3 separate regions of the Homo sapiens genome follow, and regions 1 and 2 are each linked to region 3. A link is a contact called in ENCODE Hi-C or POLR2A ChIA-PET data. All regions are on one chromosome and are shown on one strand. The core of a region is the stretch at or near the end of the contact, and the rest is flanking DNA. Distances in the headings are between cores, read along the strand shown.

Evidence for each region. Hi-C counts contacts between places; a loop is a spot of excess contacts on that map. ChIA-PET counts read pairs that join two places held with the same protein, here RNA polymerase II (POLR2A). Pooled maps may share reads with other maps.
Region 1: a map of OCI-LY7 shows a loop between it and region 3 (2.8-fold over the local background). The contact joins the promoter of CRACD here to the promoter of TMEM165 in region 3. A Hi-C loop is called at or near these places in 2 of 168 maps with a recorded cell type or tissue (OCI-LY7 and naive thymus-derived CD4-positive, alpha-beta T cell) and 6 of 50 pooled maps.
Region 2: a loop to region 3 is called in a map of ascending aorta, with 19 times the contacts of the local background. The contact joins the enhancer-like site here to the promoter of TMEM165 in region 3. A Hi-C loop is called at or near these places in 2 of 168 maps with a recorded cell type or tissue (ascending aorta and heart left ventricle) and 6 of 50 pooled maps. POLR2A ChIA-PET finds 5 or more read pairs at or near these places in 1 of 52 experiments (activated T-cell).

What each region holds. Positions count from the first base shown.
Region 1 is chr4:56,047,209-56,051,110 of GRCh38, reverse strand. CRACD (capping protein inhibiting regulator of actin dynamics) reads right to left here and starts at 2,013. Exons shown (of 11, transcript NM_001393381.1): 1 at 1,812-2,013. RefSeq lists an enhancer at 1,442-2,117 and a silencer at 1,648-2,287.
Region 2 is chr4:54,782,469-54,786,466 of GRCh38, reverse strand. All of the region lies in intron 2 of LOC105377657 (a long non-coding RNA gene), which reads right to left. Among named protein-coding and RNA genes, the nearest start is that of LINC02358, 61 kb to the left of the region's middle. Within about 2 kb of position 2,211, at least 12 of the 41 ENCODE cell types and tissues checked have a DNase peak (open chromatin) inside an H3K27ac peak, as active enhancers do; they include ascending aorta and heart left ventricle, where a contact is called at or near this core.
Region 3 is chr4:55,394,487-55,398,341 of GRCh38, reverse strand. TMEM165 (transmembrane protein 165) reads right to left here and starts at 2,385. Exons shown (of 6, transcript NM_018475.5): 1 at 1,946-2,385. The coding sequence starts at 2,152. RefSeq lists an enhancer at 160-209 and silencers at 1,710-2,179, 2,380-2,579.

The DNA.
Region 1 (3,902 bases), core at 764-3,263, 650 kb before region 3:
GAGAATTTCAAATTAATGCCAATTAATTGGTCTGAAATTGGGTAAGAGAAAAACTGTAAAACACAGCTTCCTCATCTAGCGATAATAATAACTTACATTTATTATAGTGCTTTGTAGTTTATGAAGAACTATGAACTATTACCAAGAGCTAGCTTTTGTTTCTCACACCAATTGCCTATTGTCAAGTTGGTGTTAGCTTCCTCCTCCAAATTCAGTGGTCGGTAAGTACTGCTAAGTCTTTAGAGTGAAAGTTTCTCAATGTGTTAGAGATGACTGTAAAATTAAGCTTTTGAATACAATGCATTTTAAATAATCAACAGTGGAAAGGGCGATCCAGTAACATGATTTTTTCCCTGCCCACTTCTGAGTTGAAGTGATCTGTAATGCAACCATATTATATTTTTCAAAATGTTTCTTTTTCAAAGCTGCCTTTGAAATTTTTTTTCATATAGGCAATTTTCTCTTGAATATACTGAACAAGGATTCCCTTTTCCCAAAGGATAAAGGAGACAGTAGTGAAGGAGTCTTCTCTTTGTTGACTTTTTAAAAATTACTCAAAACTGACTGTTTTATTCAGATTCCTGAGTCACAAACAATGCCAAAGAACTGTGAGCCATTTTTTATATAATTCCACAATTACTATAGGTGATTTTTAAAGGAAACATTGATTTAACTCACAACTTAATGAATCAAAAATTTGCCACAGGATATTTACTAAGAATCTTTTTCTAAAACTGCCTTATCCTTTGTATTCTAACCACTCCCTCTCCACCACCACCACTTACCACCCCCAATACACACACACACACACACACACACACACACACACACACACACTCCCTCACCTACACCAGATCAGTTTCCCAGCCATTATTCCTAAAACCATATTAAAATTTCACAACACATGGTCGTACTTACTAGGTTTTCTTCCCCCTCCCCCTCCACTGAATCAATGTGTCTTGAAATATATATTCTCTTAAAATTCAGAATTCAGAAAATGATTACGATGTCTCTAACTCAAGAACACATATTATAAAATTCAAAGTCGGCTTCTGTTTACTGATAATCATGAAAAAAAAAAAGCCATACCCCACCCACCGTATCCGTAGGGTTAGGAGGTCCAATCTCGCCACTACAGAGCTCTGCAAGAAAGGACGGTTATAGTGCCAGGAAAACCATCGCAACAAGCCCCGGGCGAAGATAAAGAAAACAGATTTTACACCACGGGCAGCGCGCAGTCTCCTGGCCCCGGCCCTTGGTAAACAGGGGAAACCTTTGTCTTGCCTCAGCTATCAAACTGGTGGCTCATCAGAATTGGGGCAACAAGAGTTTGTGCGAAACGGTCTGGCAGAGGTTAAACAAAGCAATGCAGCTCCGGGGGCGGTGGGGAGAGGGCTGAGCCCGGACGGCGTCCGCGATCCCGGACGGTGAGGTCTGGTTCTGGCCCTTGCCGCGGTCGGGACCGAGCCAGGGACCTGGGGACAGGATGGCGAGGCGCGGGAAGAGGAGAAGGCAGGCGAGGTCCCATATTCTCCGCAAGTTCCCGGGGTGCAGCCCGGCGGCAGGTTCCCCTGCGGGGATCCAAAGCGCGCAAGCCGCGCGCAGGTTCCTCCGGGAGGGTCCGCGCCTCCCACATGGGGACACCGCCCCGAAGCCCACCGCCCGCCGCGCCGAGCCCACGCCCCCGGGGCCAGGTCCCCTGGAGTCCCGGGGCGCTGCGGGGGCCCGGCCCGGAGGGGCGCGAGTGGAGGAGAGAAGCCCGCCCCTGTCCCCATTGTCTGGCTCCGGCCGCGGGCCGAGCAGGCGCTCACCTGAGGTCCCCGCCTGGCGCTCCGGCTGGCAGAGCGGCTGGCCGGCGACCGGCGGTCCCGGGCGGGCGGCGGACTCGGCGGCACTGCGCGCGGCAGCCTCCGCATCAGCAGCCGCCGCGGCAGCAGCACCAGCAGCGCACCCGCCTCTCAGTCGGCCGTGGCCTCCATTGCTCTCCCCACTGCCGCCACCGCGCGGCACTGCGCGCCCGGCCCCGCGCGGCGTGGTCACATGCTCCGCCGGCGCCTCGGGCGCTCGGACCCGCGCCGCCGCCCCGCCCGGCTTCGCCCAGGGACAGCTGAGCGTGAGGCGCCGGCTTCCTTCTCGCGCCCTCCGGGAGTGGCGCACACCAGATGGCTCCCCTCCCCAGGGGTGCCCAGAAACCAGGAGCGGGCCCCAAGGAGGGGCGTGGGGTTGACCAGTGCCCTCCCGGCTTCTGCAAAGCCTGACTCGAGGGAGTGCTGAACTCGTGGGGTCTGAGGTTACAGTGGTGGGCTCACAGCGAGGCTCATCCTGCGTGTGGCGAGAACATTGGACCATCAGTCACCACCCCACAGGTTGCAAATTCGGTCCCTGTTACCCGCAGCAGTCTCTCTAATAGGAGATACCGGGAGCCCAGGAGAAGTTTCGCCCTGCAGAGTCCCAACCACAATAAATGGCACTGGGACTCCTGAGAGTTGAGTAAGTTGGAAAATGCCACCTAGAAATAGAAAGGCTAGAAATTGCATTGCTGAGTCCCTGTACATCCGAACGGAGTGACATTGACAATGTGCATTATTGTCCCCAGCCATAATGAAATTAAATATTGATTTTGATGCTTTAAGGAAAATGACTTCTCCTTTTGTGGGCTAACGAAGAAAACAAGACTTTTCCTTCATACTTTTTGTTGTGACTATGCCAGTGCAACTACTGGAAATCAGTTTCTGGTGATCTTTTTAGTTTACTATGTATGCAAGGATGCTAAAAATAATTGAATATCATTATTAAACAGGAAATTTTAAAGCAAAATGACTAGACAAAAGATGCAAAATACGAAAGATAGCCCTAAATTATACCCAGTATTGAGCCAGATGTCCCAAATGCCAAAAATAGGACTAGTAATTTCTTTTCTTTTTTTTTTTTTTTTTTTTTTGAGACGGAGTTTCTTGTTGCCCAGGCTGGAGTGCAGTGGCGCGATCTCAGCTCACTGCAACCTCCAACTCCCGGGTTCAGGCGATTTTCTTGCCACAGTCTCCCTCTGAGTAGCTGGGATTACAGGCGCCCGCCACCACACCCAGCTAATTTTTGTTTTTATTTTTAGTAGAGACGAGGTTTCACCTTATTGGCCAAGGACTAGTAATTTCACTGCATGACTTAAAGGAGCAACCTTGAGACTGGGAGAATCTAGTGCATGTTACCTTATCCAACTGGTTTATTCTAGATAAACATTTAAGTTAAATATCAGTATAATATATGGCTTTGTATTTTCGTGAATATAGATACTTAGTTCAGTGTGCACATATCCTAAACTATGTCTGCTTTATTCCAAATTAGAATAATGCAGAGTTTTAGAAAGGGTTGAGCAAATTTCTTTTGATTTGAGTTTAGTAGCGTTAGAAGTTCCCAGAAGCCGGCCGGGCGCGGTGGCTCATGCCTGTAATCCCAGCACTTTGGGAGGCCGAGGCAGGCGGATCACCTGAGATCGGGAGTTCAAGAACAGCCTGGCCAACTTGGCGAAACCCCGTCTCTACTAAAAATACAAAAATTAGCCAGGCGTAGTGGCGCATCCCTGTAATCCCAGCTACTCGGGAAGCTGAGGCAGGAGAATCGCTTGAACCCGGGACGCGGAGGTTGCAGTGAGCTGAGATTGCGCCATTGCACTCCAGCCTGGACAACAAGAGAGAAACTCCATCTCAAAAAAAAAAAAAAAAAGAAGTTCCCAGAAGCCAAAAATCAAATCTATGCAGAACATATAGCTGAGATCTTGTTCTTGATATATATTATAGTCTTGCCAACTACATGAAAACACAAACAAATGTCCATATAAAAATTCAAATGTTCATAAGTCAAACGTAGGTCTACTATCTTTTCACTTTGTAGGACAAGGCACCCCA
Region 2 (3,998 bases), core at 962-3,461, 610 kb after region 3:
AAACAGTGCAGCCAATATAGAAAACAGTATAAAGTTTCCTCAAAAAATAAAAAATAGAACTACCATATGTTCCAGCAATTCCACTACTGGGTATATCCCAAAAGAATTGAAATTAGAATCTTGCAGGGATATCTGTACTCCCATGTCCATTGCAGCAGTATTAGCAATAGCCAAGACATGGAAGCAACCAAAATGTTCACTGGCAGATGAATGGATAAAAAAATATGGTATATATATACAATGGAATATTATTCAGCCTTTAAAAAGAAGAAAATCCTGTCACTTGAGACAACATGGATGAACCCGGAGGACATTATGCTAAGTGAAATGAGCCAGTCACAGAAGACAAATACTGCATGATTCCACTTCTATGAGGTACCTAAAATAGTCAGACTCACACAAGCAGAAAATAGAAGTGACTACCAGGAGCTGAGCTGGGGGGAGTAGGTTGGGACTTGTTCAGTTGATATAAAGTTTTGGTTATGCAGGAGAAATAACTTCTAGAGATCTGCTGTACAGCATAGCACCCATAGTGAATGGTACTGTATTATGCCCTTAAACATTTGTTATGAGGTTAGATCTCATGTTAAGCACTCTTGCCAAAAACAAACAACACAAAACAAAGAAAAAGGAAAAAAACAGTGGAGGGAGGACACAGGGAAACTTTTAAAGGTGATGGAGATGTCTATTACCTTGATTGTGGTGATAGTTTTATAGGTGTATGCATATGTCCAAACTCTTCAAATTATATGCATTAAACGTACATAGTTTTAATATATCAATTATATCTCAATAAAACTATTAAAAAACAAATCAAATTAACTTCAGTACTATATATTATTTAACCTGTCATATATTTAAAAATATCATTTCAGCATGTAATCAACATAAAAATTATTAAGTATTTTCACAGTCCTTTTTTCATACTAAACCTTTGGAAACTGTTGCATATTTTATACTAACAACACATCCCAGTTCGAGACACCTATATTTCTAGTACTCAGTTGCCACATGTGGTCATGGCCACTGTAGTAGACAGTGCAGCTCTGTGGCCTCAGCCCACAGAGATGAGCCTAGGATGCTTTGCATTGCAGAACTGTCTTTCTCTTAACGCTTGAGCTATTGGGAAATCAGAGCCATGTTATTTATCATGAAAGAGCATTTGATTAAAAGTATAAAATATCCTAGGTCAGATGGCTCACTGTAGTTGCAGGGGAGACAGTGAATTGCTGACCATGCACTGTGATACATCAAAATATAGGGACATTCAGGCACCTCCTCAGCCTACTGAATCAGGATCTTTGGGGTGAGTCTAGAAAACAGATTTTTAAGTACAGGTTTTAATATGATAATAAGTGGTGCCTGTTATTAATGGGAGGACATTGAATCCCAGAGAGAATGAATGACTCACTCATGTTCTTCTCATAGTTAGGGGTCAGCTAGACCTAGAACCTCACTTGGACCCACTAGACACCTTTCCACGCCCTCACCACAATCACTGCCAACTGCTATTCCAGCACAATTCTTGCCAAGAAAATACCTGCTGTCATGTGACAGGTATCAGCACACTTTAGGAGCAGTCAAGACAACTTCCTAAGAAGGTAAACTATATTTTCCCAACTTACCAAATTAGAGTAAGAAGAATAGATTTCTTCCTTTAATCTGGCTTTGTCTCAGACTGGAAGTGCTCTCTTGTCCAGTTAGAAACTAATCGTGATAAAATTAGTAGGCCAGAAGGACACTCATGGCCCATCTTTAACAGGATTTATAGCCCTGGTTCCTTTTCTTGTTGCCTCTGTGGAAATGTGCAAGCATACACATAGTTAGGAAGGTTTGAAGGAAATGCCTTAGAGAAGTCTCAGTGACCAAGAAAAGCTAGTCAAATTGCCAGCTTCGGCCACAGCCATGTGTTAAAATGCTCTGCAGACCCAAGTGTGATCATGAAACAAGTACAGCAAGAACAGCAGGTCTGTAAACATCCTGATGACAATGGGGAACAAACAGCTGGGCCGAGACCAGATCGGTTCAGGCAAATGTGCTCGTGCTTTTGATCCAAGTGCAAGATGAGCGGATGCAGGGGAGGCGGCAGCTGCGGCACAGCTGGACTCAGGAGGCATGTGATAGCGTGACTTGCAAATCATGCTGGAAAAATTCATTCTACTAAGCTTGGACGTGAACACAGTCACGTGGGGCCCATCAGCTCACACACTGCAGCCAAGAGCGAGACAGAAATGCAACCGGGCTAATAAGAGGCGTCAGGCCCACTTCTAGTTGGACACGGCTGTCTTTCAGGGAAGGAATGGGACAGGAAATGCACTATATTTGGAAATGACTCTAAATTTAGAATGAAAGACTGACTTGAGAATACTGAAAACTTGATTGAGAGATACTTAAATGTATTTTATAAGCATGGAAGGCATTTACTGGGGTCTCTACCATAGTGTTTTTTGCTTGTTTGTTTGTTCGTTGAAGACAAGGTCTCACTGTGTCACCCAGACTGGAGTGCAGTGGCACAATCACAGCTCACTGCAGCCTCAACCTCCTGGGCTCAAGTGTTCCTCATGCGTCAGCCTCCAGAGTAGCTGAGGCTACTTGACCACAGGCAAGCACCACATGCCTGGCTAATTAAAAAAATTTTTTTTTGTAGAGATGGTATCTCCCTGTGTTGCCCTGGCTGGTCTCAAACTCTTGGGCTAAAGTGATCCTTCCACTTCAGCCTCCTAAAGTGCTGGGATTGCAGTTGGGAGCCACAGCTCCTGGCTTCATAGTGTTTAATATGAAAGGCTATTCTGATCTTTCCTACTGGTCTAGCACTTTGGGGTTTGCAAAGAGCCTTACATTCACTTTCACTTCACCAATGAGTAAATAAGCCTCAGAAAAACTGAGTAAATACTAGAGCTCCAGTGGCGCAATCGGTTAGCGCGCGGTACTTATACAGAAAAACTGAGTAAATACTGAATGTATGTGTGTGTAGACATACAATATTACATGATGTGCTATTAATATAGCATGTGTATATATACTGTTTTACACATATTTATATATATTATCATACTATATATGCATATATGCATACTATTATAATCATTCATTTAACAAATATTTATTGAGCAATTACTTAGGTACCGGGCACAGTGCAGTATATCAACAAGGGTAAGGGATGCAGACATTGCAACTCTCATGGAACTCAGAGCCTAGTTAGGAAGAAAACCATTGCATAAACAATCACAACATAAATATGATTAGAGTCTGGAGTAAGTGCTACAAAAGAAAAGTCTAAGAGGTCACAAGAGTATAAGAAGAGGGTCTGCCTTGCCTGGAGCATCAGATGCTCCCCTGAGGAAGGAGCCTGTGAGCTGAGCGGTCCGGATGAGCAGGTGTTTTCTACAGTCTGTGCATTGTGTCTGCTGAGAATCTGGAAATTAAAAATGCTGCTGTTGGGGGTTTCACCATGTACGGACGAGGCAGGAGTTCCTCCAAAAAATACAAATTCCATGAGGTTAAATCAGACCTCTCAGCCCCAATCAAAAGGTAAGGACTTCGTGGAAGCTAAGGTCAAAGTCCAATCGATTTAATAGACCCTGAGAATGTAACATCCTATGGAAGCTGAAATCTAAGTGCAGGTTAGTTCTCCCAATTGCTTTCTGCCCTTTAAGGTTAGAGAAAGATGACAGCAAGAAGCATAAAACTCAGTTGTGGCTCTCAGAGCAGTCCTTGTTTTGAGGTTTTCTTTTTTCTGTCTTCTCCTTTCCCCCCTGTCTCCTCTCTGTCTTTGTCCTCCTTCCTCTACCTTCTTTATTTTTCACTGTTATAGATTAGTACCATCTATTCTATTAATATTGACTATAAATGCATGTTTTCTTCATGTTAAATGCCTATCAATTGTCTTCTACCTTCCAAAAGTTAAAAATGTATATATGATATGGCAAAACTTGTGCTAGATCACAAAAGCAAGCTTTCATTTTGATTTACACAGGTATGTGTGTACACACAAACAC
Region 3 (3,855 bases), core at 1,136-3,635:
TAAATCGGCTCCCAGAATCTTCACTTCCCAGTAACTTTATCTCCCAGATTCCCTCCCATATCAGAATCTCCTCATAGGCAGTTAGTTATTCAACTTCTTCCTGAGTACTTCCAGTAAGGGGAACTTCATTATTTCTCAATAGCGATTACTACATCTGGGACAGCACTGATTCTTACAAATGTTCTTGCTTAGTGAAACCAAGATCAGTCTCTCAGAAAGTTCTATCCTACGGTCTTACACAGAAAAACAACAGAAAATTGGAAAAGCCTAAGAAAGTAACATGTAACGAAAACATGAAACACGAAAACAATGCACCGGTGTGAGAGCTCACCAGCACTTGGGAGGCCAAGGCCGGAGAAGCGCTTGAGCCCAGGAGTTTGAGACTAGACTCGGCAACATAGTGAGACCTCCTCTCTCAAAAAAAAAAAAAATAAACAAAAATTAGCCGGGCGTGTCAGCACACGCATGCAGTCCCAGCCACTCAGGAGGCTGAGGTGGGAGGATCAATTAGAGGTTGCAGTGAGCCAAGACGGGGCCACTGCACTCCAGCCTGGGCGACAGAGCGAGACCCTGTCTCAACAAAGAAAAAGGAAAAAGGAAAGGAAGGGAGAAAGGAAAGGAAAAAGGAAAGGAAAGGAGAAATGAAAGGAATGGAAAGGAAAAAGGAGAAAGGAGAGGAAAGGAAAAAGGAGAAAGGAGAGGAAAGGAAAGGAAAGGAAAGGGTCAGATAAATCACCCTTAACCAAGAAATTTTAGGGAAGTCTTCACAGAGAGTAGGTATCTGCTGGTTCTCCAAGGTGGGAAGAGTTGATCCGTGGCTTCAAACTCCAGGTCTTTTTTTTTTTTTCTTTGAAAAGGTCTTGTGTTAGGGAGGAACTGGCAAGAGAGCACAAAGCCTGTCCCAAAGGGCTCTTGAAGCACATTCTTTTTTGCAGATGAGCATATCCCTTTAGCATATGAGCAAGAAAGCGGTGGCTAAAAAGCCTGGAGGTGAGCTGGAGCCAGATCAGAAGAAACCTGAACATCACTCTCCTAAAAAGGCTGGACTGAAATTAGTGGAGGCAACTCACCGACGACTTCTGACAAGATGGCAGAATTCAATGTTCGGGAAGATTAGTTACGTGGAGATGGGCTGGATGTGGCCTGGGTGGGAGTGGGGGTTTGAGTGCCACACTGGCCGGGATTCAGGGAGCAGATACTGGAAATGACGACAAAGCCCACGACTGGGAGAAGGGAGAAATGTTAAAACGCTGCCAAGTGACTAAGGACTAATTCTATTAACAGATTAAAAAGTTGATTTCTAGTATCTATTCAGGGAAGGACAAAATACAGGATTCTGTTTTACTTATAAATGTAGTTTTGGCATCCCACATCGCTGCAGCACGCTGTACTGCCGGAGACTAATTCCTCTGCGTTCCTAAAGGCTACTTCCTGCTAGCCAAAGCACATTTTTAAAAAGTGAGAGTCATGGTTCATAATCCATATTTGGCAAAAAGCACAGGCAGTGCCAAGTTGAATTTGGGTAAGCAGTTTGGCATAAGCTATTTCAACAATGAAATGGCCGATGTGATGATCCTCAGGGAATACAAAAAGCCTCCTAGCAGCCTTCTGTTAAAAACTTTTTGGTAGGGATGAGTCTTTCTAGCTACTCTAAGACACATCTGATCAATAAAACGCCCATCCCGGAGCAGCATCTTGGCCCTCCGGAGATCAACGTTTATAGCGGGCTCCTCTTGGACTCTCCCTCTCCCTTTCCCTAAAGGAGCGGGCAAGACCAGGCCTCACCGGAAAACAGCGCAGCCGACCGCCCTCCACCCCGGGAGCAGGGGCCGGGCTCCCCTCCCCCAGCCGAGGCCGGCGGAGTGCGGCGCTTTCAAAGGCCTGGAGCCTGGTACTCGGCGCAGCCGGCCCTGCAGCCTCGCTCGCCCCATCCCGGCCCGCTCACCTCGACCCGGGCCGGCTCGGGGCCCTGCACAGCCACAGGCTGCGGCTGCAGCTGCTGGGCCGGCGCCGGCGGTTCTTTGTTCCGGTGGCTAAGGTCTTCATCTGGGCCGGCCCGGACCGCAGCCGGGGCCCACAGCAGCGGAACCAGAAAGAGCAGAAGCAGCCGGGGCGCCGATGCGCGGCCGTTCCCTGGAGCCGCGGCCGCCATCCCGCCTGCCGGGCCGGCCGCGCACGGGCGCCGCAAGAGGAAGTGCCGGCGACGGGAAGCCTCGACCCCGAACAGCCTCCGCGGCGCGTCCTCACGACTCGCCGCCGCCGCCGCTTAGGGAGCAGTCAGCACCATCCGGGAGGTGCAAGCAGCGGGAGTGAGGTGAGGGGCAGGCCGAAGTCCGCAGCCCCGGCTCGGCGCCCGTCCTCTCCGGCGGCGGCTAAACTGGAGTCAGCCAGCTGCCTCGGCGCGGCCCAGCCCCGACTCCTCCCGGCCCCGTCCCTGCCCGCGACGGCCTCCCATTGGCCCGGCGACCGCCTTGGCGTCGTGACGTCCTCTGCCAGGTTGAGGTGCGGCGCGGGCCCTCCTCCCATTGGATCCGGCGCTCCCGGCAGGTACCCGGCGCCGCGTGTCCTTCCTCTGCTCGCATCCTCACCGCGCCGCGCCCGGGGCTCCCTTTCTCTCTCTGTGCCCCACCGTCCCAGGACTGCGAGGTCCTTCACTTCTGCTTCCTCCAGAGCCTTCCGCCGTAATGTCCGCACCCGCTGTTCCCTGCGCTTAGTCTCTCTTAGAGGTCAAATTAGTGCGAGCGCCTCTGGTTACGTGGCGCTGACTCGCAGGCACTGCCACGCCCAGCTCTGTTCCGCTCTCCCCCGCCGAGCCTCTGTGCCACCCTCCATGTGGCCACCTACCGCCAAAAACGTTCTTAGGAGCTCAAAATGCTATTTTTTTTTTAAAGTTCTGAAATGGGATTTGGAAATAACATGACATTTTTCAAGCCTTGTTTTAAGATACTGCCTATAATTACCCCAGACCAAAAATGGCTAACGTTGCCCTTGTCCAGTATGGCCTTGACGTTTTGGGTGCATCTTGTTTTGTGCTATTCCTTAGACCCTTTAAAAATGCTGGGCTTTTGAAATGGACTGTTTAAGACTTTTGCAGGATGGAGCTTTGAGTGGGCAAGACTAGAAGACAGGAAAGGATGGTCTTGAGTTAGGCTTGAGAATATTTTTACGTCTTCCCAAAAGAAAAAGTGAGCTACTTAATTACCATAAGTTTGAGACCTAGTCCCTAATAAAAATCGATAGTGCTAACCATGTGCCAGGCACTAATCTAATATTATACATATTTACATACAGTAAACCTGTACTCAGTAAAGAGCTAAGGAAGTTTATCACTAACTGAAACAAAAAATTAATCCACCAAAACAATCTGTGGGAAAGTGGGCAAACCTACTTTGAGTTCACCAAAGATACAGTGTTTGTCACAGGATAATAAAATTTCCGTCTGTTTTTTTGTTTTGTTGTTTTCTTTGTTTTTGTTTTTGAGACGGAGTTTCGCGCTTGTTGCTCAGGATGGAGTGCAATGGTGAGATCTCGGCCCACTGCAACCTCCTCCTCCCGGGTACAAGAGATTCTCCTGCCTCAGCTTCCCGAGTAGCTGGGATTACAGGCATGCTCCACCATACGCGGCTAACTTTGTAATTTTAGTAGAGATGGGGTTTCTCCATGTTGGTCAGGCTGGTCTCGAACTCCAGACCTCAGGTGATCTGCCGGCCTCGTCCTCTCAAAGTGCTGGGATTACAGGTGTGAGCCACCGCGGCCGGCCTCCGTCCATGTTATTCTGTCCGTAATTCCCCTTCTTCCATTCTCTCCTTGTAAACTCCTACTCATACTTCCAAAACCTATTCAAGCTTCCACTCT